Regions from separate parts of the Homo sapiens genome. Here regions 1 and 2 are each linked to region 3. A link is a loop called in an ENCODE intact Hi-C map of the cell type or tissue named here. Cell type or tissue: PC-3. All regions are shown on one strand. Region 1 overlaps LINC02067 (long intergenic non-protein coding RNA 2067). Region 2 has its middle 360 kb from the start of OTOL1. Region 3 has its middle 63 kb from the start of OTOL1.

Region 1 (8,000 bases), 120 kb after region 3:
ACCTGGTCAATTAAATGCAGCAGGCTGGCACTGTGAATTTGGACAAAGAAACAGGCAAAGTGGAGAATCCATTACAGTGGTGAAGGCAGCAGCAGCCAAGTCCAGTGTTCAGTGGCATTGGTGGTACTGATTGAAACTGAGATGTCTGAGTCCCTGTAGAGGCATCAGTGTGCTTCCCTGAGGTTGATCTGTGGTACAGTCTTGGCCATGGCTCTGCCTGCCTGGCCTGCCATTCTTCCTGCTGGCTTCTCAAGGCTTGTTCATCAGCCCTCCTGGAAACTCTGGGAGCAATCCTATGTTCTTTCAGTAAAATCCTTTTCTGCTTTAACAACTCTGACTGGTACACTTTCATTTTTTTCTTGCAGAAATTAATGGCAACTTCCTAAAAAAGTTGAAATGAATAAAAATTGTTTATATGAAATGAAAATGAACTTGATGACTGCTCAGAAATAAGAAATCCGAAGTTAATGAGAAAAAGAAGTTAAAATTGTAGTGATCTTTGACATAACACACTTTATTTATATCTCTTGTTTCTAATAAGTGCTTAATCACAAAGATGTGCATTGTTATAACTCTCTAGACAGCTGGAGGCTGCATTACCTCCTTGATCTTTAAGTAAAATCCCTTATACTAGGTAACTTCATAGCCAATGGAAAGCTAAAATTCTACCTCAACGTTTCTGCTAGGTCAGCAGCAACTGGCATCTGCCTGCCTCCTCCACTTCTAAGCTCTGATATCCCTACATTCTGCCCCATCCCAGTCAGCACTGACCCCATCTTAGCCCCTTTCCACATATCAAGCTTTTGTAATAGTAATAGATTTGATTGTATCTTTGGGAGGATTCCCATGGAGAGGTCACATCAAATAATGTGACCATCAACAAAACCTCTACCATTTTGCTGGCTCTTAATTTTTCCCTTTTTACTAAACAAAGCAGTTATGACCAATCTTTGAAGCTTTAGGACCCACTGACACCCTAACACCTTTAGGCAACCTGTTTACCCAATAGTAATTGTTGTACCTTGTTTTTGGTGTTCTTGTGCCACTTCTTTGTACTGACCCTCCCCAGTACACCAGAGGCATCTACATTGCCTTGAAAAGAATTAGAAAGGGAGATATGCGAAAAGAAAAAAACATGATTCAGGGTTTTTGTTTTTTGTTCACCTCTTGATTTCTGTTTTATATGTAAAATAGGTTATTAGGTGTCAAAGCAGGAAAGCCTTAAGGGAAACAGGACATGGAGTTTGATCCATAGAAATTCATTAGAAAAAAAATTGAAGGAGGCACAGAAAATTTACCCTTGAATCTCCATGGTGACTAAATGAAAGTTCCTGGGATAAGGAGGTGGCAGGAAGGGGAGAGTGTTCTGGAGCATCACCTGAGGGGAGGTAGGAAGAAGGGCTGAATTGTGGTGGGGGAGGAAAGGATAGGGAGTGAAAGAACAGAGTCACCATCAAGGAAAGCCAAGCTTCCAAAGCCTCTTCCACAGGGAGCCTGATAGAAGCTGAGCCAATGCCATCACCCACAGCCATTCCAGTAGAAGTCACAGGAAACACAATGACCACACTGAGGAACTATGTCAGTTTTCTTCCCATTGCTGATGGAAGACAACTTGTCATCCATGGATCAGCAGGACATTTATCTGGCACATACCATCCAAAATGTGCTGAATAGACATTGCTTTTTTTTTTTTTTTTTCCGAAAGTCCAGACTTTTCCGAAGTTTTCCAGAAAGAGGGGTCCTTAACACCAGGAAGCAGTTGGAAGTCTTGGAGGGGCAAGTGACCAAATCTCATATTTGAGAGAAACTGAGTAGCGACAAAATCTATCCCAGTTACACATTTATCAGTGTATGACTCTAGACAGAGTTTTCTCTAAAAGAGATTTGGGGGCCAGCTTTTAATATTACAGCATTTTGCCCACAGCAAATGGAATCAGAGCTACTCATCACTCATTTTGCCAGGTTAGAATAATTTTGTGCATAACAACACCAGAATTCCCCAGGACTTTGAACTGAATATGAGTCAAGTCTTCTCTTTTGTCCTCATATCAATGAGGGTATCTTTAGCAAGTCTGAATTACTGGTGTTATTTTTGTTAGCAAGGAAAAAAATTGCAAATCCAGATTCCTATTTTAAGGTTGTTTAAATAAAATAACTTTCAAAAGAACTCTGCCACATTGCCAGGAATCTATATATCACTATCTCCTTGGCTTTCCCATTTCCAGAGTACAAAAGTATATCTTCATCCAGTATCAAAAAGTTCACATACTTGCCCACCTCTAGCAACAGCTTAGTCAAAGAGCTTGTAATTTTTCAGTAGCACCCATTGTCACTGCAGAACCCGGAATCGAAAGATTTACCTTAAGTATGTAACCAAAAATATTTGTTATGTAAGTCAAGCCACAAGCGAGCTATTCTCATGCCAAAATTATTTTAAAAGTAGATTTACTTTCTTTTTCTCTCAAGAAAAGGAAAGTTCCATGTGACATTCAATCACTTATTACCAGATTTGCTCTTGGGAAAGCCAGTAAATGGTGGAATAGAGAAGAACTTTGTATCTTGCTCCCATCTCTTGACAAAACATCTTGAAATGATGCCGTTATAAATTTAACACTTTTCATAGCAGTAAGCAAAGCTTCCTTCAAAAATTTTGAAAAGGCTTTTGATGCCAATGCATGCCCATGTCAACAACAGTGAATCACCCTGACATGTTACCAAGCAGTAAAGCGCAGGGTGGTGCCAAGCATTACAGGGGTCCTGTCTGCACACAAGAAATTGAGATTTTTCTTTCAGGCAAATTTTGCTTGGCTAAGAAACACTGCATCATTTTGAAACTGTTGACAACCTTTACAGTTTCCAAAAGAGGTTCACAAAATGGGACTTCTTGGATAGCATCAGAATGCACACAATAGACAATCAATAGGAGCTGGCTACACTGAAAAACACTGTGGAAGAAACTAGTGTTGACTTTATGATCAGTCATGAAACATTAGGAGAAATGTCAACAGCTACATAGAGAATTGTGTAATTTAGGAAAGACACTACTTCAATTATCTTCCCTGCCCCATGCTACTCCTAGCTTGACTATTCCCAGGGCACACGGTTTCATCAAGATCTCTCGATGTGAGTAGTTTCTTTCTTTCCTGGTGCCCAATTAGCATTCTAACAGGCATCAAGTCAAGGCTTTTATTTAGGGTCAAATATGAGTGTGTATAAAATCCTGGCTGTTTCAAATCAAGTCTTTGTTTCAAGAAAAAGATTCACACTTTCCAATGAGTTTCAGAATGGTCAGACATGAAGTATCTCCTTGGTTTTGTTTGGGATTTGGGATACCATTGACAAGAACTCAGCCACACAGGAATCATGCCAGCTTTTGTGTTGGTGATAAAAGAGAAACCCAATGAAATATACATTTCATCATTTTAACCATGTGAGTATCTCAATTACAAAATATAAGCCTCTTCTCATTCCTGCTAGGCTGATAGAATGAGTTCAGTTTTCTGTTATAAGCAGAAACAGCTTCTCCCACCTCCTCAGGTTTCCAACACAGCTCAGAGCAGGCAGACGTTTCCAGCTCTCCCCATCCATGTTGGGTACTTCCACACATTCCCCCTTACTCTTCTTCCTAGAAGAAGAAGATTATCAATGGATAGGTCATTGGCCTGCATTTTATGAGCCGCTGAGGCTGCTTTTTCTTAAAAGGCTAGCAGCCATGTTCTGGTGTTTCTCTTCTATTCTGTTTTTTAGTCTAATTAGCACGTGTATGTGGCTCTGGTTCTTTGGAGCAAGTTCATAACGTTTTCTGCATTCCAGCAGCTCCTCCCTAGACTGGGAAGATAAGTCTGCTCAAAATCTTCTCTTCAGATCCAGCCATCTTAGTTCTGAAAAAGCCTGTTCAAGCCTCGGGCCTTAGTAGCTCTCCTGTCCTCTAACTTAGCTTACCAGAACAGCCATATTATAGAGGGATATTAGTCAAGGATTCAATCAGGAAAATAGAAAGCTCTCTAATTATTTAAAACAGAAAAGAACCTAATCCAGAGAATTAAGCTACTATACTATTGGAAGGCCTAGAGGAAGACAAGAGGGGAAAGTAATGTCTCTCAGAGACCAGGACCTGCAGGAGGCCACACTGGTCTGCCCTAAGCAGTGGGCAGCCATCACAGAGCACACATGCACTGCTGCTGCTGCCACTACTCCTGCCACTGGCACCTTGCAAGCATTCACAGGTGCATGTCAGCAATGCAGCTGGAACCAGAAGTCTAGGGCCTTCAAGTGACTTCTACCCGCTCCCTCTCATCACACAGGAGTCCATCCCATTAGAAGAACCAAACTGGAAACCAGCTGTCAAGGGGGTCTGGGAAAGGTGGTTCTCAGGAGTTCTGCCCCAGTGGTACAAGACAGGTATAGGCCTGAGTACTCCCAGACAATAACAGGTACATTGGTAATTATAATCATTTAATAAATAGTCATGTTGTTTTCTTTCTAGCTCCCAATCTTTGTGTATTGCCTTCTGCCAGAACTCTACAATAAAGGAGGAATGGAAGTGAAATTTGGGCAACAAACTCTATCTGAACCCTAATATTTTTTCTGCATTTGCCAAAAGCAGGTATAGCAATTTCAATGACTTATCATTCAAATCAGAGTAGTTTATTAATTTTGTAATAAAACCATACATACAGACACAAATTTTATATGAAGCAGTAAAAGAATATCCTATAACCCACACGCAAGAAAGTAATTTTGTGAACCTCTAATAATGGGGTGATTTCTGAGTTTCTGCTGAGTCCCGTGCTAAAGGTAGGCCAGAATGTGTGTTTGAAGAGAATGACAATTGAGAGAAAGGGGTGAAGGTTTGGGGGATGAGTTGGGGGGAAATTGTTTTATTTTCTACTGAAAGGACTGGATGGAGGAGAAAGAGAGAAAGAGTAGAAGAAGTAGGAGAGAGTGGCCAAAACAATTTTAAGAGCAGAGATGCCTAATACTCACTCTTACTTTGTTTGAAATGTTGTGATAATGAGTTTCCTTTTATATCCATACACATTGAGTGGGGTTTTAAAAGAAAACAAAGAGCTGATTTCACACTCAGATTGATGCCAGAGAGGAGGTAAAGAAAAAGTCACAAAGCACAGAATGGAGAACCAGAACTCAAGAAAGAAGAAATCAGACTCAGAGATGCCCCAAGGGTGTGTCCCTAGAGAGTCCACAAAAATCTTGGGAACAGCACTGGACTTTCCCACAGAGTGTGGAATAGAGACTAAGTCAAACCTTTCTAGATCTTAGGGAGAATGATACTTATGTTATACTTTTGTACACTTGACTCATAGGAAATTTGGTACAATAGGAGTTCCATTGCTATGAGCCTCAAGTGTCTGCTATGGTACCATTGGTAGACTGGGCTATCCTGAGCCAGCCCTTTTTTGTCACCATTGCATTATATCCATGGGCCTGGCATCTAGCTACAGATCACAGTAAGGAAAGAGAACACAGAAGCTTGAGCCAATTGTTCCTTTATAAAAGTCAGTTTTGCAGTTTTATATAGATCTAACATTCAAAATGGCCTATGGTCACTTAATAGGAATTCCACGGCTGGTTAGCAGTGGCTAGATTGGGGCATTAAAGTTAGCCTGGTATTTTTTCATTGTCTTCAAATATTATTGTGGCATAGACAGGCATGGGAAGTTAAAGTAAACTAAAATTACAAATGCCATCCAAAGGTGGGGAAAGGGAGATAAAAAGAGTATTACGTCCTGATTTCTTATCTTCTATTGAGATACCTTCCTATTAATTCTTTGCCTGAAATCACAAGCATTTATTAGATTCGAAAGATGTGCTTACTTAAGGGAAGAAAAATAGAGGTAACCTAGGCATTCAGAAGGAATCATCTAAGTTTGTATGTTTGTGCATCTTTGTGGTGAGTGTGTATATATTTAATTTGAAGAGTTTAGGAGTGTTAGGTTTTCCAAGCTACTATATTTATAGTCACATTTTATTTTCTTCAACATTTTCTAATTGTATGTTAGACCCAATATCAACAAACAAACAAAAATATTAATAATCATAATGGCAGAGCACATTTGCTTTAATTCTAATCAATAAATCTTAGATTATATGACATGATAACAATCCATTTTTAGCTCGTAAACAGTTGCAGTACAAGATATTTGAGCTGAAACAAACCACAATAATGTAATTTTATATATTAACATAAAACATTTTTTCATAATACCATTTTCTGAAAAACAGGAAGAAAATTTGAAAAAAAATTTTAAGTCTAAGTATTTGTATACCTGGTTTTTAAACTCCTGATATGTCCCCTAGAAGGTAACTCATTGGCCATGGCTTTAAAACTCCTGGCATAGTGTGTGCTTGGTGACAATGGATTGCTGTCTGTCAAAAAGCAGAAGGCTTGCATAGTGGAGAAAGGTTAAGAAAAGGCTGCAGTCAGATGGAGCTAGCACTAAAGACCCACTCAAGGAAGATGGACTTAATCCTACAAGTCAGCAAGAGCCACCTGCTACAGAGGAGCTTTTTGACAATGCAGTTTCTTGGGCACTACCTCAGATCTAATAAATCAGATCATCAGGGGCAGGGCCTGGGGATCTGTATTTTTCATGGCCCTCCAGGTGATTCTTACTCATGCTAGTATTTGAGAACAACTTCTTTAGGTGGCGATGGACTTTTGCAGGCATGGGGCTTTTATTTGCTATTTTTTTATTTGTTTAAAGCAGAGGGGTATAATAAAAACACAAATTTTAGTGTTTAGTGGTAGGCTGGGCACAAGGAGTCCTAGTAGGGCATTACTTTAATTGCCTAAGTAATGTGATGAGAATCTGAATGGTAAGGGAAACTGTAAAAACGGTTTGGATTTACTGTAAAAATGTAAAAATGGAATGGATGTGGCTTAATTAACAGCTATTAAAAATATTTTAAAATATATAATATATATAATAAATAGGCAAGAAGATTTAGTAAATTATTGGCTATGGAGAGAGAAAGAAATCAAAGTTAGACAATGACTTTCAGCCTTAATCAATTGATCAACAATGGTACCATTAAAAGAAACAATTAAGATTCATTGCATTAGAGATCAGAGTAAAACAGTATTCACTTGGCAATTATAAATATTCATTGAAACTTCAGAGAGGTTAAAATAAAATTATATATTCTAGATACTAGGCCCTTAGCAAATATATAATATGCAAATATTTTTCCCATTGTGGGTTGTATCTTATTTTTAAATTTTATTAATTTTTTTTTATTTTTTAGAGATGCGTCTTGCTATTTTGTCCAGGGTGGTGTCTCAAACCCCTGGGCCTCAAGCAATCCTGCCACCTAGGCCTCCCAAAGTGCTGGGATTATAGGTATCAGTCACAGCACCCAGCCTCATCTTTCTTGTGGGTTGTTTTTTCTTTCAACTTTTATTTTAGATTCAGCGGGTACATGTGGAGGTTTATGTGGATAAATTGTGTGTTGCTGAGATTTGGTGTACAAATGATCACATCACCCACATAGTGAGCATAGTCTCTGAAGGGTAGTTTTTCAATCCTGGCTTCCCCTACATCCTACCCCCTTGAGTAGTGCCCTGTTTCCATCTTTAAGTCCATGTGTACTCATGTGTACTCAATGTTTATCTCCCACTTATAAGTGAGAACATGCGGTGTTTGGTTCTCTGTTATAGGATAAATTCATTTAGGATAATGGTCTGCAGCTGCATCCATGTTACTGCAAAACACATGATTTTGTTCTATGTAATGGTTGCATAGTATTCCATCATGCATATGTACCACATTTTCTTTATCCAGTCCACCACTGATGAGCATCTAGGTTGATATTTGCTATTGTGAATAGTGCTTCAATGAACATACAAGTGCATGTGTCCTTTTGGTAGAACAATTTATACACCCAATAATGGGATTGTTGGGTCAAACGGTAGTTCTGTTTTCAGTTCTTTGAGAAATCTCCAAACTGCTTTCCACAGTGGCTGAACTATTTTACATTTC
Region 2 (8,000 bases), 290 kb before region 3:
CTCAGCCAGTGACAGCACCAACTGGACACAAAACCATCACAAAAAAACAAACTTCATTTCAAATAACTGTGGATATACCCCCTTGTTGATTTCAGGGCTCAGACCATCTTGTGTCTGTGATCACTTCTAGACAAGTCTCAGGTGTTGAGAGTATCTCCCACAGTTACAAATGAAACAAACAACAAACCTGCAAAGCTGCATGTCCACTCAGGAAAGTATACATTTTCAGTGTCAAGTCCTTTTTTAATTTATAAACTTTATGTTTAATACAACTTTTAGGTTCATAGCAAAATTAATCAGAAGGTACAGAGATTTCCCATGTACCCCTAACTCCCAATATGCAGAGCCTCCCCCATTATCAACATACCCCACCAAAGTGGTACATTTGTTCCAATTGATGAACATACATTGACACATCATTACTATCTAAAGTCTACAGTTTAAATTAGGGTACACTCTAGGTGTTGTATATTCTATGGGTTTTGACAAATATATAATGACATGTATCAACCATTGTAATATGGTATAGAAGAGTTTCATTGCCCTAAAATTCCACTGTGTTCTGCCTATTCAACCTGCCCTTTCCCCTAACCCCTGGCAACCACTAATTTATTTACTGTCTCCATAGTTTTACCTTTTCCAGAATGATATAGAGTTAGAATCAAACAGTATGTAGCCTTTTCACATTGGCTTCTTTCACTAAGTAACATGCATTTAATGTTCTTCCATGTTTTTTCAGGGCTAGATAGCTCATCCTTTTAGTGTGGAATAATATTCCATTGTCTGGATGTACCAGTCTATTTATCCACTCACCTACTGAAGGACATCTTGGTTAAAGTGCATTTCATAGCCCGGTATATGGTCTCCCTTGATCAATGTCCACGTAACCTTGAGAAGAATGTTTAATCTGTTGTTGGATGAAGTAGTCTACGGATGTCAATTAGATCCAGTTAATTGATGGTGCCATTGAGTTCAACTGTTTTACAGATTTTCTACCCACAGAATCTGTCCATTTCTGATAGAGAAGAATTAAAGTCTCCAAATATAATGGTAGATGTATCTATTTCTCCTTGCAGTACTATAAGTTTTTGTTTCACATGTCTGGGCGCTCTGTCATTAGGTGCATACACGTTAAGGATTGTTGTATCTTTTCTTGGAGTATTTACCCCTTTGTCATTATGCAATGGCCCTCTTTATGCCTAATAATGTCCTTTGCTCTGATGTCTGCTCTCTCTTGGATTAGTATAGTCAGCCCTCTGTATCCACATGCTCTGCATCCTTGAATTCAACCAACCAGGGGTCAAAAATATCCCCAAAAAGGGAATGTGATTGGAGGGATCATGGTGGATGGGAGGCAGGACTAGATTGCAGCTCTGGACAGAGCAGCATGTGGAGGCTTGCTTGTGAATTTTAGCTCCAGACTGACTGCAAGAACAAACCAGCAACCCTGAGAGGACCCACAGACCCTCAGAAGAAAGCAGACTGCTCCTGCAGGAGCCGGGAGACACTCCAAATACTGTAAGTGCTCTAACTGCAGAAGTGGGAAAGGGAGACTCTCCTCTCCTGAACACACACCCACACTGGAGAAGTTGAAGGTCTGTGGGAGAAGTTCCTGACTTTACCTGGAGCTGAGTCAAGTTACAGAGCTGAGCTGAGGAAAATACAGGGGCAGAGGAGGCAGCAGGGAGGCCACGGGAACTCACTGAATCCCCAAGCAACCCCATTCCTGCCTGGAACCACAGGGATCCATCAGGAAGGGGGCCAGAGGAGCAGGGGGTAAAACTCCATTGGGATAAGAACTTCCCAAGGTGAACTTTGTAATAATTTGAGTGGGGAGAGAAACCTCCTGGCCAGAACATGGGGAAGGATGCAAATCCGGCTTGCAGACTTCACAGGACGGGGAAGAACTAAAGCCCTTTTCTTTGGCAGCTGGGAAGCAGGAAGCCTCATGCAAGTTTTCAAACCTGACTCACCCTCTGCCTGGAAACAGACTCGGGGCTGTTGTGGCAGGGGAAGGGCGGGAGTGAGACCAGCCCTTCAGTTCGCATGGGAGCTGGATGAGGCCTGTGACTGCTAGCTTTCCCCCACTTCCCTAACAACCTGCATGAGTCATCAGAGGCAGCCATAATCCTAGGTACACAACTCCAGTGACCTGGGAATCTCACCCTATCCCCACAGCAGCATCAGCAAGACCCGCCCAAGGAGAGTCAGAGCTCAAACACGCCTAGTCCTGCCCCCACCTGATGGGCCTTCCCTATCCACCCTGGTAGCGGAAGACAAAGGACATATAATCTTGGGAGTTCTAGGGCCCTCACCACTGGTTCCTCCCCATACTAGTATAGCTGATGTTTTCTGGAAAGCGCCACCTGCTGGCAAGAGGCCAACCACCACAAAAATACAGTATTAAACCACCAAAGCCAAGAACCCTCATGGAGTCCATTGCACCCTCTGCCACCTCCACAAAACAGGCACTGGTATCCACGACTGAGAGACCCATAGATGATTCACATAACAGGACTCTGTACAGAAACCCCCAGTACCAACCCAGAGCCAGGTAGACTCACTGGATGGCTAGACCCAGAAGAGAGACAACAATCACTGCAGTTCAGCTCACAGGAAGCCACATCCACAGGAAAAGGGGGAAAGTGAGAGGAGGTACCAGTTGGGCTTCCTGGGCCAAGTAGGGGCTCAGAAAGCTGTGAAACTCACTCATTTCCTGCATCCGGACTTACTTCGGTCCTGGATGAATAATATTGAAGATATATGCTTAAAATATTCCTAACACCACGATTTGTGCATGTGTTTTCTTCCCCAAGAAAGCTATAAACAGCAAAAATTTTGCTGTTAGTGTCCCCGTGTCCTCTCTCCCTCTCTCCCTTCCCCCTCCCCTGAAACTAAAGTAGAGGGAATGTTAACTGCCCATTTTTCTGTGACCAGCAGACCTTATCTACACTCCCAATTCCAATTCTTTGTAAACATACTTTGTAAAGTCCCGTAAGATCCTGTCTCTTTTGCCATGCCGCTGTAAGGTCATAAAGTAGATAAAGCCTAAGTTGCAATTCTGATTTTCCTCAAAGTCTAAGACATATCACAAAACAATTTACTGCCTTTGTTTCTCACTCCTGTAACAAGCTTCCCGCCTCATGTATCTCCCAACTTAAAACGTTTGAAAGGCGAATACCCAAACTAGCAGTGGCAACCTGTTTGAGACCCCTTCCACACTGTGGAACCTTTGTACCCTTGCTCTGCTCAATGAAACCTACTGCTCACTCTCTCTCAGTCCAGGTCTCTATCATTTGCCATGGTCAGCCACCGCACCAATTCTTGGTGTGGCTAGGTTAAGAACCTTAGGTGTTACATTTGGGGAGCCAGCCAGAAGACTCCAGGAAATGCATCCCAATCACCACGAAGTGAGCACCATGGACCTCTTTCATTTGCTATTCTGTCCTGTCCTTCCTTAGAATTCAAAGGCTAAACACTGGGCACCTGTCTGCCATTTAAAGGGGATTAGTGTGGCTGCCGGACTAAAGACACGAGTGTCAGGCTGTCTGGGAAAGGGCTCTCTAACAACCCCCGACCCTTCGGAGTCAGGAGCATTGGTTTGCCTGGAACCAGTTCTAACTCTTTCGCTTTCCATGGTGGTCCCGAAATACACCCAGGAGCACTCAGCGGACGTCCTGGTCTCCCAGATATCCTGGTTGATACTATGGCCCCGCCAGAGGCTCCCCCTGCATGGGTTACTGAGCATGAGACAGCCACATCTTCTGACTCCTGCCTCCTGGGTCCTAATGCCCACCAGTTAGACTTTGTCCCTCAACTCATAAGCAAGATTATTCCCACTAGGCAGGATCGAGATTCCCTATTTAGAAGCCTTAAATTCTTGGGGTGGTGCCCAGAAGATCCCTGTTCATGGTGCCCTCCAGGGTTTAGGCAGTTGTCGCCATTTGATGGCTATTTTGAAGGGCCAGTTCCCCAGCATAGTGTATGGTCCCCCACATCAGGACAATTTAAACAGGTCTGTAATTTTCATGTGGATAGGAGAAGCCTTAGAGCATTTCCTCCATTGCTCCCCGGATAGACTTTCCCCTTCCTTGGGGCCTCTCAAGTACAATCTGTGGTGCACAGGCATGGGTCTTAGAGCTGTTGAATTGTTGTTTCAACCATTCAATAATTGGTATTGGATGGAAGAAAATATAGTCAGTTGGGACACAGGATACTGGTACCCCCTTGAGAGAGAGGCTTACTCCTTTGATGGCAAGTGGGGACAGAAGGCTAAAGTACAGCAGCTGTTCTCTCGGCCCTGGCCTAGAGGACATCCACCAACCTCTTTAAGCTTACTAAGCCTCCTGTCGCTGATTCAGAGATTTCTCCTTGAAGGACAGTTTTATGGCCAGGCCCACGTAAATTGGGCCTTAGCATGCAAGCATCAGTGGTGCCCCTGACCCAGGCCTTGCCATCTTGGAACAGGTAGGATGCATTGGCAAAAGGACTACAATAAATCCAACCATCCTCGTGCCCCATCTAGTGGCCTATGGGCGCATGGCAGGAGACAAGGACAGTTTCCATTCCGTCAGTAAGCATGGTTAAATCTGGCAAATGGGAGGCTCAAGGGCGACCATGCACTTCAAGCACAATTAGACTTGACCCTTGGGGGATGCCCTAAGGGAAGATGAGTCCCTAAGACTAACCAGGTTGCGGGCATCCCTGTGTTTAAAATTTCAAATGGGCACCACACCTTCAAAACCGGACACTCCCTTAAGATGTATCCTGAATAACTGGGACAAATTCGACCCAAGACCTTAAAAAAGAAGTGGCTGATTTTCTTCTGTACCAATGCCTGGCCACAGTATTCCTTACAAAATGGAGAAACTTGGCCCCCTGAGGGAAGTATTAATTATAACACCATTCTACAACTAGATCTTTTCTGTAAATGGGAAGGTAAATGGAGTGAAGTCCCTTATGTACAGGTTTTCTTTGCCCTTCGTGACAATATTGCCTTGTGCCAAGCCTGCAAGCTTTGCCCAAATGACAGAGACCCACAATTGCATCCATACTCAGGGTCTCCTCCCATTCTCCTTCCTCACTCACTCTCCACCATCAGGCCTCACCAAAGTGTTAGAGGCACCCCGAAAAGAAAACACAAGCTCCGCGAACCACATACCCAAACTATGTCCCTTACAAACAGTAGGAGGGGAATTTGGGCCCACCCGTGTACATGTCTCTTTCTCACTCTCAGATTTAAAACAAATAAAGACAGATTTAGGGGAATTCTCGGATGATCCCCATAACACTATATAGATGTCTTACAAGGGTTAGGGCAGTCCTTTGATCTAGCATGGAGGGATATCATGTTGCTCCTTGATCAGACCTTAAGTCCTACTGAAAAGGAGGCAGTTTGGCGGCAGCCCAGCAATTTGGAGATTTATGGTATCTCAGCCAGGTAAACAATTGAATGATCCTGGAGGAAAAGGAAAAATTCTTCACAGGGCAACAGGTAGTCCCCAGTGTAGACCCCCATTGGGATACCAACTCAGATCATGGAGATTGGAGCAACAGGCACTTCCTGACTTGTATCTTGAAAGGGTTAAGGAGAACTAGGAAGAAGCCTATGAACTACTCAATGCTATCCACAATTACACAGGGAAAAGAGGAAAATCCCTCAGCCTTTCTAGAAAGGCTGTGGGAGGCTCTAAGAAAGCACACCTCCCTAACTCTGAATTCCCTGGAAGGCCAACTTATTCTAAAGGATAAATTTATCACCCAATCAGCAGCTGACATTAGGAGAAAAGTCCAAAAGCCTGCTTTAGGCACAGAACAAAATTTGGAGACATTATTAAACCTGGTAACCTCGGTGTTCTATAACAGGGACCAAGAGGAACAGACCAAAAGGGAAAAGTGAGATAAAAGAGAGGCTGCAGCCTTAGTCATGGCCCTCAGACAGGCAGACCTTGGTTGCTCAGAGGAAACCAAAAGAGGAGCAGGCCAATTGCCTAGTAGGGCTTGTTATCAGTGCAGTTTGCAAGGACACTTTAAGAAAGATTGTCCAACAAGAAACAAACCGCCCCCTCACCCATGTCTAATATGCCAAGGCAATCACTGGAAGGTCCACTGCCCCAGAGGATGAAGGACCTCTGGACCAGAAGCGCCCAACCAGATGATTCAGCAACAGGACTGAGGGTGCCCGGGGCAAGCACCAGCTCATGCCATCAACCCACACAGAGCCCCGGGTAAGTTTGACCACTGAGGGCCAGGAAGTGGACTTCCTCCTGGACACTGGTACAGCCTTCTCAGTTTTAATCTCCTGCCCCAGACGACTGTCCTCAAACTCTGTTACTATCCGAGGAATCTTACCAGGTATTTCTCTCACCTCCTCAGCTGCAGTTGGGAGACTTTGCTCTTTTCACATGCCTTTCTTATTATGCCCGAAAGTCCCACACCCTTATTAGGGAGGGTCATATTAGTCAAAGCTGGAGCTATTATCTACATGAATGTGGGGAACAAATTACCCATTTGTTGTCCCCTACTTGAAGAAGGAATCAACTCTGAAGTCTGGGCCTTGGAAGGACAATTTGGAAGGGCAAAAACTCCCCATCCCGTTCAAATCAGGCTAAAAGACCCCATCGCTTTTCCTTATCAAAGGCAATATCCCTTAAGGCCTGAAGCTCACAAAGGATTACAGGATATTGTTAGACATTTAAAAGCTCAAGGCTTAGTAAGAAGATGTAGCAGTCCTTGCAACACCTCAATCCTAGGAATACAAAAACCAAATGGTCAGTGGAGACTAGTGCAAGACCTCAGAATCATCAATGAGGCAATAATTCCTTTATATCCTGCTGTACCCAACCCCTATACACTGCTCTCTCAGATACCAGAGGAAGCAGAATGGTTCACTGTTCTGGACCTCAAAGATGCCTTCTTCTGCATTCCCCTGCACTCTGACTCCCAGTTCCTCTTTGCCTTTGAGGATCCTACAGACCACACGTCCCAGCTTATGTGGATGGTCTTGCCCCAAGGATTTAGAGATAGCCCTCATCTGTTCGGTCAGGCATTGGCCCAAGACCTAGGCCAATTCTCAAGTCCAGGCACTCTGGTCCTCTAATCAAGGTTACAAAGTGCCTGGGACAAAGGCCCAGCTCTGTCTACAACAAGTTAAATATCTAGGCCTAGTCCTAGCCAAAGGAACTAGGGCACTTGACAAAGAGCATATTCAGCCTATACTGGCCTATCCTCACCCTAAGACATTGAAACCATTGTGGGGGTTCCTAGGAATCACTGTTTTTTGCCAACTGTGAATTCCTGGACACAGTGAAATGGCCAGGCCACCCTATACCCAGATATAGGAGACTCGGAAGGTGAATACTCATCTAGTAGAGTGGGAACCGGAGGTGGAAACAGCCTTCAAAAGTTTAAAGCTGGCCCTAGTACAAGCTCCAGACCTGAGCCTCCCTACAGGACAAAATTTCTCTCTATATGTCACCAAGAGAGCAGGAATAGCTCTTGGAGTTCTTACTCAGACTCGTGGAAAAGCCCCACAACCAGTGGCATACTTAAGTAAAGAAATTGATGTAGTAGCCAAGGGCTGGCCTCACTGTTTACAGGTGGTTGCAGCAGTAGCCATCTTAGTGTCAGAGGCTATTATAATAATATAAGGAAAGGATCTCACTGTCTGGACTACCCATGATGTAAGCAGCAGATTAAATGCTAAAGAAAGTTTGTGGTTCTCAGATAACAGCGTACTCAAATACCAGGCACTACTCCTTGAGGGACCAGTATTTCAAATACTCACATGTGCGGCCCTCAACCCTGCCACTTTTCTTCCGGAGGATGAGGAACCAATTGAGCATGACTGCCAACAAATTATCACCCAGAGTTATGCCACCCAAGAAGATCTCTTAGAAGTCCCCTTAGCTAACCCTGACCCTAACCTGTACTCTGATGGAAGTTATTTGTAGAAAATAGGGTATGAAAGGCAGGCTATGCCATAGTTAGTGATGCAGCAG
Region 3 (8,000 bases):
GAACTAATAAATTTGTGGTTTATAAAAGAAGGGAAAAGTAAAACTAAGATTTCTTTTATCTTTTACATATTACAATCAAAAGCTGCAATAAAGCATCTATTCCTAGTCATCACAGAGCCTCATTTTTAAGTTAGCCACCATTTTGTTTAAACACAAAAATAGGAATATCTAGAGTACCATTTTGGCAATCTACTTTGAGATCAAAGTATGAGGAAGCTCAGGCCAGCCTTAGGAGCCAGTCCAAGATTTCACTGTTATATAATAGATCCAATATAAATTTTACTTGCCAAGCTTAATATTAATTTCTGGGCCTATTTCAGATAAAAATTATCAAAGGTATTGAGTGAAAAAGGCATTGTCAAAAGTATTAGGTTAAAAAAGGCCACCAAAATTCAACTGTCATGCAGGTGGGAAGTAATTTTCCTGATAGCGATATAACCAGGCAACAATTTTTTCTGTGGAATATTTACATATTTTTTAACATTGCAGATATTGGTCACATGATTTTTTCCTTCTCAGAGATACTTGTTGCTGTTTTATATAACTCAAGAACCCAAAAATGTATTATTCTAGTGAATGAAGTACAGGTTTACAATGTGAGTTTTAGAAACTAAGATCTTTTTATATCACTGAAGTTTTGTGGAGTAACTTAAAAATTCTTTTTAGGATACTCAACAAATGCACTTTATTTGCCAATCATGAGATTTGTTGTACATCAAAGAACATGACTGGATATATGGAATATTAGAAGCCAAGTATGAATTCGCGAGCCATCGTTAATACAATTTTACTATTCTTGCTCCTCTGTTCTTACATGGTTATCAGATAAAGAGCAGAAGTAAGCAGACCCCATTCAGCCACAGTTTCATTTTAGTTCACTATAATTCTTACAAGGCCCAGTTCTATTTAATTGCTACTTCTAATTATAAAGTAAACCCTGGGTTGACTCTTATTTTCCCTATTACCAAGGCTCTGTCTAAAATTGTTTTTTTTTTTCCTCTTTTAAGTGCAATTTACCTTTAAACTTTCATTTTTAAATTAAAAAAAAATAATGCCCTGGAAACCTCTTTAAGACTGCATATATGACATATTGTAGTCAAGCTCAAATGCTATCTATATAGCTACCTCACTTTTTCTACAATGGAGAGCTTACTCAGAAGATCACTCTTTGTCTTCACTGATTAACCAAATGCCAATGGCCCAGCAGCTTTCTTTAACAGTTGAAGAACAAGGAAGTTCATGCATCACAAGAATGCTAAGATAACCAAATCTTGAACAAGTGAGACATCCAGGGCTGCTGCTTCTTCTCAAACATGCTGGTGTCTGCAATACTGTGCCCTAGTCTCAGAAAATTAGCAGATTTACAAATGTTAATAAAATGAAGGTGGATGGAGATGTGAAGGAACAGTCTTATTACCTAGGTTGGTATCTCTCCGCTGCTACATTCATAAAATGAATACCAATGCTTCAGTAGATGTGGAGAACAGATCAGCCTACCTCCCACCCATGTACCAAAGGTCCCTGCGGGGATACTTGCATTTGGAGGCTATAGGAAAATCCACTTTAGAATTCCACAGAATTGAATTTAAATCCTGTCTCTGAGATGAAACTTCTCTCATCCTCAGTAAAATGTCACTAGTGTGTCTACTTTACAGTGTTGTGAGGATTAAATGAAATAAAGCATCTACAAGCACTTAATACATGGCAGATGTTTGATTATATATATATATATATATATATATATATATATATATATATATATATATATTTCAAAGTGCAAAAGACTCAGCTTACTTCCAGGAGATAGCTATGATGTAGGTCTACAGGAGCGCACAGCAGGACACTTGAGCCTTATAGGATAACTTGGCTTGTCCTATCTGCAAGAACTCTCACCACAGAAGTGTAGAGAACTTAATTGGAAGAAAGCAAAATCAAGCAATTAATATTTTCTGTAATAGACATTTCATAATCATAGTGTTGCATAAAAATCCATAGTGCACATTTCAGCGAAAGAGCTACAACACTCCCAGCATCTCTCAAAATTTTACAAAACAATCAGCTGCCTTGCAGAAGCTATCTGCTGGCATTATAGCTCTGGAAAACTGATTCAACCTTCAAGCTCTGAGTTCATGGGTCTTTGAGGCTGCCCAAAAGATACCCATAAAGTCCAGACCTATCACCTAGAAGCCACACATTGCTTCCAAGCACACAGAGAGGAAAGCCTCAGCATCCCGTTTCATGCCACCTGCCATTTCGGCTCTCCTCAGTAATTCCTAGTGGCTCTTCCTTCTCCGAGGCAGACATGAAAGCAGATTGGAACAGACTCCAAAACTCAGGCTGCCTTTCCTGCTACTCACCCTATAGCTGCATGGGCAATACTGACAGCACACAGAGCCAGGCCCACTGTGGACCCTTAGTAAGTGTTTGTTGAATGAATATGCATCACGGTGGTCATTGGGACCAGACCCAACCAGTTGTGAATCATGGCCTAGCCCTTTACCTTCTTGGAATTCTGTCAAAGAGAGACTCTAATCCAATTAGGGAATCAATACCCAGAAAATATCAGAGCTGTTACAGCCATGCTTTTTTGTTCTTATTATTCTGTGACATTTTAATACCTTCAAACGACATAAAAACAATAGTAATATAATGAAGCAACCTAAAATTAATGAACAGATTGATGTGACTTAATAAATGATACACAGACTCAGAAAGTAACATAAAATAAATTCGGAAAGTTACTAGTGTTTTTTTTTTTCAAACCATAAACTAACATAAGGGAGACAGAAAGACCTTTAGAAAGGACAAGTACATTTAATATAATTTTGAAATTCTTGTTTCTGAGACACTTATTTTTAAAATAATAAAGTTTAAGTTAAATATAACAACATCAAAACAACTTGCAAAGTTAGTGTCTTAATTGGGGCAAAATCAAATTTAGTTATCTTGGACCCTGATGGGCTCCTCCGTCTCTCCCTGTAGGGAGCACAGAATGAAATGGTGCATGCCAAATCAATCTCCCTAATTGCTTTGGTCACTATCACATGCAATTTGGACACATCTTGCTAAATAACATCCAAAGGCCAAAAAAGATATGACATTGAGAGTAATCCAGCTCCATGGCTTCCCTCATGCTAGTGTGATTTGAAGGACAATGGTCTGTTTCGTCAACTCTGAAGGTGTGGAAGTACCACAATGTAGGAAAATATTCACAAACGTCCAGAATGTCAGAGCCGGAAGTGACCTTGGAATATTACTAATCCTATCTTCATTCTGTAGACAAGGAAAGTATTCAGTTTTACTCCCTCTCTGTGCACCTGTAACAAGAGATTTTTATCTTTGTAGCAGTAATCATTGACCTGCTATGGTATCTATATGTAACATAGATAGTGTAAATTGATGAGATATGCATATATCTATATGCTGCATACTATAGTATCATCGACACATCTTTTCTATCCTTTTCTCGGCCTCTCCCTGACTCACACACACAATCAACCATTGTTTGAAATTTTTGACCATTTTATTCATGTATGTGGTTCTGAACTTGTCAGGAACTCAATTTGACTTCATTGAATTAAATTACAGAAGAAGGTTCAAATAATCCCCATATTTTGAATTCACAGCAGTCTCAGTGATTCTTTCGAATTCTGCTTGGACTCTTCATTTGGTCTGTGTCCAGGCCCTAATTTTGGGGGTGCGGATCTTGTAGCGCTGCCTGGAGAGCATGTATAGGAATTTTGGCTGCCTCCACCGGGCTGGCTCAGTAGCATCTGCAGAGCAACACTGCCATCTGCTGTGAAAACCTTCAAAGCAACTAAGAAAAATCTGCCAAACACTGATTTGTATTTGCGATGCCTTTGTTCTTCAAAACGCAAATCAAACTGCAATTAATCAACGTTTATTAAAATTAATTCTAACACATTCATTAACTTTTAAGGGAATTACAAGGCACGTGGCATCACTGAATGTCTACATGAAGTGTTCTCTCCAGGAGACAGAACAACACTAATAGGATGGGAGGCTCTGAATCGGGGGACCCAAGATGCTAAAGCGCTAGGTTGCTTACACACACAAAAAAAATTCTTAACGTGCCTTTTAGTGAGGTGTGTAGAAGCCTTAGATTGAAACCACACATTACCTGTCAAATGTGCTTATCCTACCGCAGTCTACAAATCGTGTTGCCCCAACCTTTCCCAGAAAGGACATTCTGACCAAGACGCATAATTTAAGTGATCTGAGATGTCATTGAAGAATGTGTCCTCAGAGAGCAGGAAGTCAGAGTATTGATGAGTTATGTCTCTATGCCACCTTAATCTTATCTATTGAAAAACTCAAAAAGATACGTTTAAACGTCCTCAAGGAGTTAACCTCCATAGTATCTTCAATACCTTATAAAACAAGAACCAAACTTCAGGATTTCTCCCTCCTATATAAGGAAATCTATTTTTGTAGACCTACAGAAAGATTTTTATTTCTCTTTCTTTTAGGAAGTAAAATATTCAAAGATCTGAACATAAAAGAATAAACTGCTGGAGGTGGACAGAGCAGGAATAGGAAGAACAAGGTGGCTTTTCATTGGTTTGGGTTTTTTGATTTGGCTTTTGCAGGCATCAGAAGTTATACAACAGCGCCACTCTAGGGCTTTATGTGGAATAACAGGCAGCGTTCGCCAGTGCTATTTTCTTCTTGGGCCCTGTTTTTTCACAGAATATTATGCAAAAAGTTAACCTGGCACAAAATGTAGCAGCATTTTTGTTTTCACCTGTTTCATTTCGTTTTGAAGGTGCAAAGAGTCTTAAAACTTTATGCTGAGATATCAGAACTTACTATTTTATGAGTCAGAAGATGCTGACTAATCTTTTAGATGGCTTGAGTCAACTACTAATTATGTGTGCTCTTGGGCAAATTCCAGTAGCCTCCCTGGGTCTCACTTTCCCATCTGTAAAATGAATGGGTTGGTCTATAAATCTGCACCATTCAATATGGTGGCCAGTTGTCACAAGTTGCTATTTAAAATTAAATTTAGTTTAATTAAAAGTAAATAAGATTAAAAATTCACTTCCTCAGTTATATTAGCCAAATTTCAAATGCTCAATAGCCCCATGTAGCTAGTGGCTACTGAACTGGACAGCACAGATGCAGAATGTTTGCATCATAGCAGAAAGTTCTATTAGCACTGACATAGCTAAAATTTATGTTTCTTACCAAACTGAATTTACATGCTTATACCAAAAATATTTTAGGAACCAATTTAATCAAGGTGAACCATACAAACAACAACCATTTGAAAAGCAAAATAGAAGAGAAAGAAAGGGACAGAGAAAGAAAATGAGGTCCAGATTCCAGGCTTCCTGCCACATTCATTACTGCTATCTGATAAGCCACTCATGTTTTAATTCCAGTCTTCAAACCAACTCATCTGCAAAATGAGGAGAAATCAAGTGCCTGCATCCATAGTCAGCATTACAAACAAGGGAGGACCTAATGTGCAGCATAAATTTTCAAAGGGGACATCTCAGGAAAGAATTTGCTGACAATTCTGTGTTCGCTTGTGGAGCACAGCCCACACAGCAGGCTGCCTGGTTTTCTTAAGGACATTTAGGTGATTTTCTACCATTATACATAGAAGGTGCTTCTAACACATCAGTTATGGCTTGGATATTACAGTAACTCCAGCACAACCTGACCTGTCGCAGTGGACCTTGGCCACACTCCAGAGAGCAATGTGCTTGGGAACTGGCAGCACGCTGCAGAGGTCTTGCTGATGGTGTGTGCATATCCTCTGATTGGAACCACAGCATGACACCTGGGCTGCACACGGCTGCACCACAAAACCACTCTGCTGGTTCTAAAGCCACAAATGCTTGGCTCCTTCCAGCACATGCCTCTGCCAAGGATCTGGCCAGCAGTCAAATCTGCGGCAGTTAGCTTTCTCCAATGTTCCCTTCTGTAAGAGCAGGAGGTGTGGGAAGGGGGCAATCATGACAGTGACATCATTAAAATCTGGGGCTCATTCCTCAGTATTCGATACTCTGAGGGAAGCCTGATGCAGATGTCTAGATCATTTCTAGTTACCTGTTGAAAATGTCATAAGGGCTCCCATGGCTTTGAGCATGATGGCCTTAAAAGGGTATGTTGAAGTCAATATTATTTACTTTCTCCATGTCATCAAGCCATCATCTGTAAGGTGATACAGAATGCAGAGGAGATCAACAAGGTGTTGTCCCCCTCACCCTTTCCCCAGGAAATCCCTCTTAACTTTTCCGGATTACAGCCAGGCTGAGCACAATGTTTCCCGCAACCCAGCAGGGCTGGATTTGGCAAGAGTGACTAATGGGACCTGGCCAGGAGTCAGGTGAGGTGAGTGGAGCAGGGGCAGGTGGGAGGGTAGAAGATGTGCATTAAGGACCCTTGAGGCACAACATCAATAACATTGGGTAGAACAACCCTGTGAGGAAGAATCAAAGGGAGTAGGGGAGAGAGAGCCTTTTTCTGAGCAAAAGGAGCTGGCAAATTGTATTTGCATACACAAGGAGAACACAGACATGATCAGACTCCATGCATAATAGCTGCCTTACACTGGGATCTGCTCTGGGTGGAATGTGCCCGTCAGTCTCCTTGGACACACAAACACAGCAGAGAGTGATTGGGTCTATCTGCATTGTCTCAGACACAAAAGACAACGATAACCATTTAGACCTTTAAAACTCCTTTCCTTCTGACATTTTCTTTTTGGCATAGCTGAAAAAAAACAAACCACGGAATCTGACAGCAAGTTGTTTGGAAATTTGATGCTCATCCCTTGTGTTACCCAGATATTCTAAATTATCCTCATAGCAAAAATGACAAGAGTATCCTGTTCCCTGTAGAAGACATGGGGAGAGCAGAGAATTGCAAAGGAAAACTACATAAATGAACTCAGCAGACTGTTAGGGTTCACAGGGCCAGGGAAAGGATGAATGCATTCCTTAAGGTTGGAGATCTAGTGGATGGGAACTCCTGTTCCATCCAGAGCTGTGCTTTCTTCACAGCCACAAGCTGATCTGCCTTTTCTTGCCCCACAAAGGAAGGGACATGACCATAGTACTAGGATAGATAGAAACACAGCTGTGTCACAGATTCTGAAGCAAAGGCTATCCACAGCATTTTTTCATATCCTGTCATCAAGGACTCAGTGTTTCAGTTTTTTAAAAACAAACGAAATAAAAAGGTGGAGTGTGAGTTAGGAGAATGCATACAGAGACAAACACACACAAAATTATACACACTCTTAATGACAAGAATGATGCCCTGCCTCAGAGGCAATATAAGTATGGGGATTAAAGCAGTGCAAGTCATGGCCAAGGATCAAGAGATAAAGGCCTAATGACCACATTTGTCCAGACCACAAATGAATTTCCCTGCCGTGCTTGGGCCTTGACATAGTGGGCAACACAGACATCGCACTGCTGAAAGGTCATAAAAATAGCCTTTGCCCATGGCTCTGCTTTCTAATTCAGTGACAGGGAGATAATACAGGGATGTTTCAAAAGGCTTCATCACTCACTTCTACAACCACTTTTGACAGAAAATTCTCCTGCAGCCCACCAGATCATTGAACTCGATGAGATTAAAACAGAACAGATAAACAGTGATTTTATATAGCCATCAATCACCTGCTTTTGCTGCTCTTTTTTTTTTTTTTTTTTTGGTTGCTATGGCCATCATATTCCTTTCTTCAGCTCTCTTCCTGTTTTCCTTTCAAAAATGCTAAAATTGCATTAGAAAACACCCTTAACACTATTCTCTTCAAGGAAAAAACAAGTCAGTCTTATGCTATTAAAAAGTACCTGCTGGAATTAGAAGATTGGGAGGGAAATAGTCTTTTGTTTCTAACACCATCTCCTTTGTCTCTAGGTCTGCCCCTACTCAGTTGAGTATCCACCTAGAATAAATACCATTATTAGGGGATGATATTCGGCTACATGTTATCTCCACCAAAAATCATCTAAAGTTGA

Evidence for each region. Hi-C counts contacts between places; a loop is a spot of excess contacts. Peaks named below come from ENCODE experiments on the same cell type or tissue, not always from the same donor. Only the 100,000 strongest peaks of a DNase experiment are listed, where the experiment ranks them.
Region 1: it touches region 3 in a loop (4-fold over the local background); 4 of 110 quality-filtered maps call a loop at or near these places.
Region 2: a loop joins it to region 3, with 8 times the contacts of the local background. A loop is called at or near these places in 12 of 110 quality-filtered maps.

The regions. Positions count from the first base shown.
Region 1 is chr3:161,439,226-161,447,225 of GRCh38, reverse strand. LINC02067 (long intergenic non-protein coding RNA 2067) reads right to left here. Exons shown (of 4, transcript NR_102265.2): 3 at 3,530-3,625; 4 at 1-382. Among named protein-coding and RNA genes, the nearest start is that of LINC02067, 17 kb to the right of the region's middle. In PC-3, no CTCF peak of the experiment used is centred here; a DNase peak (open chromatin) is centred at 3,015; H3K27ac peaks cover 2,131 bases.
Region 2 is chr3:161,848,685-161,856,684 of GRCh38, reverse strand. No RefSeq gene overlaps it. Among named protein-coding and RNA genes, the nearest start is that of OTOL1, 360 kb to the right of the region's middle. In PC-3, CTCF peaks have their summits at 2,378 (motif pointing left) and 4,517 (motif pointing left); DNase peaks (open chromatin) are centred at 2,234 and 4,534; H3K4me3 peaks cover 502 bases; H3K27ac peaks cover 2,998 bases.
Region 3 is chr3:161,556,239-161,564,238 of GRCh38, reverse strand. No RefSeq gene overlaps it. Among named protein-coding and RNA genes, the nearest start is that of OTOL1, 63 kb to the right of the region's middle. In PC-3, CTCF peaks have their summits at 3,596, 3,804 (motif pointing left) and 4,641; DNase peaks (open chromatin) are centred at 3,768, 4,638, 4,858, 5,808 and 1 weaker place; H3K4me3 peaks cover 1,056 bases.